Regions from separate parts of the Mus musculus genome. Here region 2 is linked to region 1. The links are chromatin loops, found by intact Hi-C in ENCODE. Cell type or tissue: left cerebral cortex. All regions are shown on one strand. Region 1 has its middle 2.6 kb from the start of 3300005D01Rik. Region 2 holds the start of Gm35474 (a long non-coding RNA gene).

Region 1 (2,500 bases):
TAAATTTGGCTAAACTAACTGTTTGAAAGGAAGATGTCTGAGCAGTGCAATTGTTATCCCTGGGGCTTCCCTGAGGCCCCTGAGAGGGTCTGCCCACTGCTCAGAAGGGTCAGTCAGAAGGGAGTCATGCCACAGGAAGTGACCCAGTGAGTTTCTTCTCACTGCTTAATGATGGGAAGGCTCCTGGAATCCAGGGCTTGCCCACACATCCATCAACTGCCTGACTTTAAGTAGCAAGTATGACAGTTCTTCAAATTTAGAATACAGGTGTAACTGCTGCTCTGTCTTGCTTTCATGAGAAGCAGAGGGCTTCAATCTGCCTAAAAGCCAGGCGCCACTGCCTCAGCCTCAATTTACCCAGCTCAGCTCTAGTTGTTATATTCAAAACGGCACCTGTATCCGTCCCAGGATTCTTGCTACCCTGAGAGAATCCTCCAAAACATTCAACATAAGCCATCTCTCCTGGCCAGTGATATAATATAGATATGAAGTTGACATGAACCCTAGCCTTGATCCCCAAGATGTGGATAAAGCCTACTGAGGGCTCCTAGAAAGGAACGGGGTGAGAAACCTTTAATACCAGGACTTGGGAGGCAGAGGCAGGTAGATCTATGAATATGAGGCCACTCTGGTCTACCAAGTGTGTTCCAGGACAACCAGAGCTAAACAGAGAGAGCCTATATTGAAAGAAGGAGAACAAGAAAAAAAAAAAAAAAAACAAGCTCAGTCTCTGGGTCACACCCACCAGATTTTTTTCCTGTGAAACTAGACTTTGTTTCAAGTGTGACCTTTGAGATGAGACATACCATCAGCTGACTGAGAAGACTGTCCTCGACAGTCACAAACGATAGCGGTGAATGCCTGGCTGCTAAGACAAGTTATGTTGTATTTTATAATCCTTGCTGGTATGATTGAAAGAGTCACCTTAGAAACCGTGTACCTCTGTCCTCCATAAATCACAGAGCTCCAGAGAAGCACGGTCACCTCACCCACTGCCTCTGCGCTGTCACATCAAGACAACAACTGTATCATTTGTGTGCATCCAATTCTTCCCATTTTCAGTGCTGAGTATACTTTTCCAAGGTTCTCAAGATATCTTGGTCCTTGAAAGAAGACCTTGAGGATTGGTGTCACATCCATGCCTTGATACCTCCTGAAAATGCATGCAAGGTACTAGATTCTCTAGCTAGCAAGCCAACATTCTTCTTCTGAAATTGAGCCGCAGACTGAGTTGAATCCCTAGGGGGCAACATAGTCAAGTACATCGGAAGGATCTACTTCTGGCCAGTAGAGGGCGAAAGTCACGCAGACAGAGTATTTCTTCTGCACTATAGGAAGTTGTGGTAATAAGCCCACAGTGACAAGGCTGTAAACCCTGAATGATAATCCAGCTAAATTTGGTGGTCATTCCCTTGGGACTCAGCATAACGTATGTTTGTTACATTGTCTCATATGTGGCCACATTAACTTTTAGATCAGAAACTAATTTACAAAAACACAAACACACACTAAAAACACTTGCAACGTATTATTTACAACTTACTGTTTCTCTCATAAAAATCAAGACAGTCAAAATAACAATTATAATAATGAACACTGCTGCAGAAATATTCCAGAAAAACGAAGTAGCTTAAATGCCTTAAAAGTATTGTTACTCATCGTCCTATGCTCTGCAGTCTCAGCCTCGACTCTCACCCCAGCCTCCCACTCACCCAAGAAGCAGCAACCTGGCAGAATAATGGGCCCAAGTCACACTGCATGAGAGAGGTGACACTCTTCTGATTCAGCTTCAGGATCCCCTCCCTCAGCTACTGCCTTCAGTCACCATCACACTTAATTAGCTACTCCCTAAAGACTCCACCCAGTCCTTGCTGCCAGAGAGACAAGTCGACAAAAGACACAGGCTTCTCATTGAAGAGCTCATTTTCCAAAGAAGCACAGAGACTAATAGAGAGATGGTTGTGTTCTGGTTTAGCGTGGCCAAGTCAGAGAAGAGTCACCCAGGGAGGAATGCGTTAGCTTCCCCAGGTGTGTTAACTTCCCATTGCTGGGACACAAAACCTGGCTCAACAGCCTAAAGGAGAGAACTTGGGTTTTGATGCTGTTGTTTTGCAGTGCTGGAGAATACACGGAGGTGTTCATGCTAAGGAGGTGCTCTACCGCTGACATAGACCCACCCCCAGCATCATTAGGAAGGTTTGCTTTGTCTTATAATTCCAGAGATCTCTGAAACTGATTAGCTAGTCCTGCTGCTCTGGGCTTTACAGTGGCACAGTGCATGGTAGAAGTCTGTCGTTTCCTTCACAGCAGCCAGGAAGGAGAGAGAGAGAGAGAGAGAGAGAGAGAGAGAGAGAGAGAGAGAGAGTAAAGGAGGCTGGGTTTCCAATATCACCTTCAAGGACACATACACAATGGCTCAGTCTCTTTCCTTAGAGTCCGTCAACTCTCAGGATGGAGAACAAGACTAAATGACATGAGCCCTTGGGTAGTGCTCCAGATC
Region 2 (2,500 bases), 53 kb after region 1:
TTCTTCTTCCTCCGTCTTCCTCCTCCTGCTGCTGCTGCTGCTGCTGCTGCTGCTGCTGCTTCTTCTTCTTCTTCTTCTTCTTCTTCTTCTTCTTCTTCTTCTTCTCCTTCTCCTTCTCCTTCTCCTTCTCCTTCTCCTTCTCCTTCTCCTTCTCCTTCTCCTTCTCCTTCTCCTCCTTCTCCTTCTCCTCCTCCTCCTCCTCCTCCTCCTCCTCCTCCTCCTCCTCCTCCTCCTCCTCTTCCTCCTCCTCCTCCTCTCTCCCCTCTCCTCTCTCCTTCTCCCTCAAACTTTTTAGCTCCACCTTCCCTTCCACTGCCCAATCACCAGCTCTAGCCTTTATTTTACAAGTTCCGGTGGCGCACGCCTTTAATCCCAGCACTCTGGAGGCAGAGGCAGGCGGATTTCTGAGTTCCAGGACAGCCAGGGCTACACAGAGAAAAACCCTGTCTCGAAAAATAAAAACAAACAAACAAAAACCCAAAACAAGTTAAGGTGGGGAGAAGGTTCTTAAGAAGTCACCTGCTTATGTGATTCACTCCTCGCCAGCAACCCCTCCTGGGAAAGCGGAATTAGCATCAAAATACAAGCAACACCAGGACTCCAGGACACGTTGTTGATGACTTGGGTATATCTCCCCTGTCTACCAGAGTGGCTTTCCAGGTGTGATGAGTTCTGGACTGCTCAGCGTCTCCCCATTCCTCAGCTTCCAGGGTCCCTGCTGAGAAGCCACTGGCTACAGCTGGTTTTAAGTGCCCTGAGTCTCTCTCCCTGTTCTTAAGACTCCATTTTCTGTGTTCTGAAGTCCATTGTGGTGTCAGTGTGGATTTGTGTGCATGGCTTGGGGCTTATGGGGTGTCAGGGGTTGTGTTTCTAGTTTTAGAAGTTCATTTTGGTTCAATTTAATTCTGCTTGGTTATTCTTTAAGATCTGATTCGTTACTCATTGTTTTCAAGTTTCTGATCCGTTGGTTTAATAACAAAACTCAGTGTCTTTCTGCTCATCCGTTTTCATGGTCTTGGTTTTCTTGCTATTTTATTTTTTTCCTTGGAACTTAGTTCTGATCCTTATACTAAAATTGTGTTTCTCGGGTAGAACTTGTGTTTGTCTGTTCCAGTCGCCCAGAGGCCTCCTCCTCCCAGTCATCCCCACTTTGTCTGCTTCCTTTTTGCTTGTTTTTCCAGCCATGCCAGACAGCATGGACTTGGGCCCCAGCTCCCAGGAGGCATACCCTCCTTCCCCGGCTCCACACCTCAGCCAGCCCTCTCCTTGCTGTTCCCTTCTGTCTCTGACCCGCTGGGGCCCTGCGGCAGCCTCACTATCCGCTGGACTTTTCTCTCTTCGTCCCCTGACGCTGCAGCTCGGGTTGTAGGCGCTGCTGAGGTTCTGCCGGCACGCGCACCTCTCCCGGGGTTTCTGCGTTTACTCCCTTTTGGAGTTTTCCAGAGTGGTTCCTTTGTGCTGACTCAGCAGCATGTCTTACAGGCCATGTGATCGGCTGCTTTGCTTGAAATTTTTATTGCACTTCGTTGTTCCTGCTGGACTAGAGCCAAGCCTGAGTGTCCTGAAAGCACACTGGAACGCGAAGGAAGCAGAGCGTGAGTGCACACAAGCTGTGTACAGCTCATCTTTGGGGATGTTTGTGTGAGCATTTGGATGAAACAAGAGTTACTGCCAAGCTTTCAAAATTGTACATTGTGTGCATTTCCCAGCTTCCCAGTTGGTACTACCTTTTTTTCTCACGGTCACTAAATGCATGGTGTTCTACCCTTCCAACTAATTTTTAGACATAAATATAGTATTTATAAATTATTTAGACATTACATTATTCCATGAAAAGGCAGGACTCACAGGAGTCATAGGAGTTCTGTGTTCTTTAATAGAGTATCCTGCCTTGCAGGACCCAAAGTGCATTTCAAGTGTCCAGTCTGCCTGGCTGGACTCTCAAATTTTATGCAGTACTTGCCATATTAGGCCATGTTTAGGGCCCAGTGAGGAGAATGTACTGGACAAATAGTCTAATGCCCTGGCCTATTCCAGATTCCCCAGTGACAAGGCCAGGGTGCTTAGGAATGCATAGAGTTCGTCGTCTTTCGGTTTGCAGGTCAGCAGTCCTTAAAATGGTGGCTTTATGTCTGTACTTGGTTTGCAGTACTTAGAACTTGTTCTAGGGACAGGGTTCTCTGCTCGGATTTCAGATCTTTAAATCATTATTTAAGACCATATCTTCTTTCCGTTTTCAGTATTGTTGTTCAATACTTACTTAAAAATACTCTGTTTCTTTTTCTGTTGCTATGATAAAATACCCTGACACAAGCAATTGAATATTTCTTTCAGCTCACAGTTCATGACAGCAGAGTCAAAGGCATGGGAACTTGAAGCAGATGGTCACATCCTGCCTACTGTGGTTGGCACCATTCCCTACGCTGGGATCTAGGATTGAATATAAAGGAGAAAGATGCACAAGCAGTCATCTCTCTCTATTTCATAGGTAACTATACAA

The links. A loop is a pair of places that touch in the nucleus more often than their neighbours do. Peaks named below come from ENCODE experiments on the same cell type or tissue, not always from the same donor. Only the 100,000 strongest peaks of a DNase experiment are listed, where the experiment ranks them.
Region 2: a loop joins it to region 1, with 3 times the contacts of the local background. A loop is called at or near these places in 23 of 42 quality-filtered maps.

Annotation. Positions count from the first base shown.
Region 1 is chr17:5,794,776-5,797,275 of GRCm38, forward strand. No RefSeq gene overlaps it. Among named protein-coding and RNA genes, the nearest start is that of 3300005D01Rik, 2.6 kb to the right of the region's middle. In left cerebral cortex, a CTCF peak has its summit at 1,281 (motif pointing right); a DNase peak (open chromatin) is centred at 1,280.
Region 2 is chr17:5,848,266-5,850,765 of GRCm38, forward strand. All of the region lies in intron 1 of Snx9 (sorting nexin 9), which reads left to right. Gm35474 (a long non-coding RNA gene) reads right to left here and starts at 86. Exons shown (of 2, transcript XR_876357.2): 1 at 1-86. In left cerebral cortex, no CTCF peak of the experiment used is centred here; a DNase peak (open chromatin) is centred at 1,505; H3K4me3 peaks cover 592 bases; H3K27ac peaks cover 484 bases.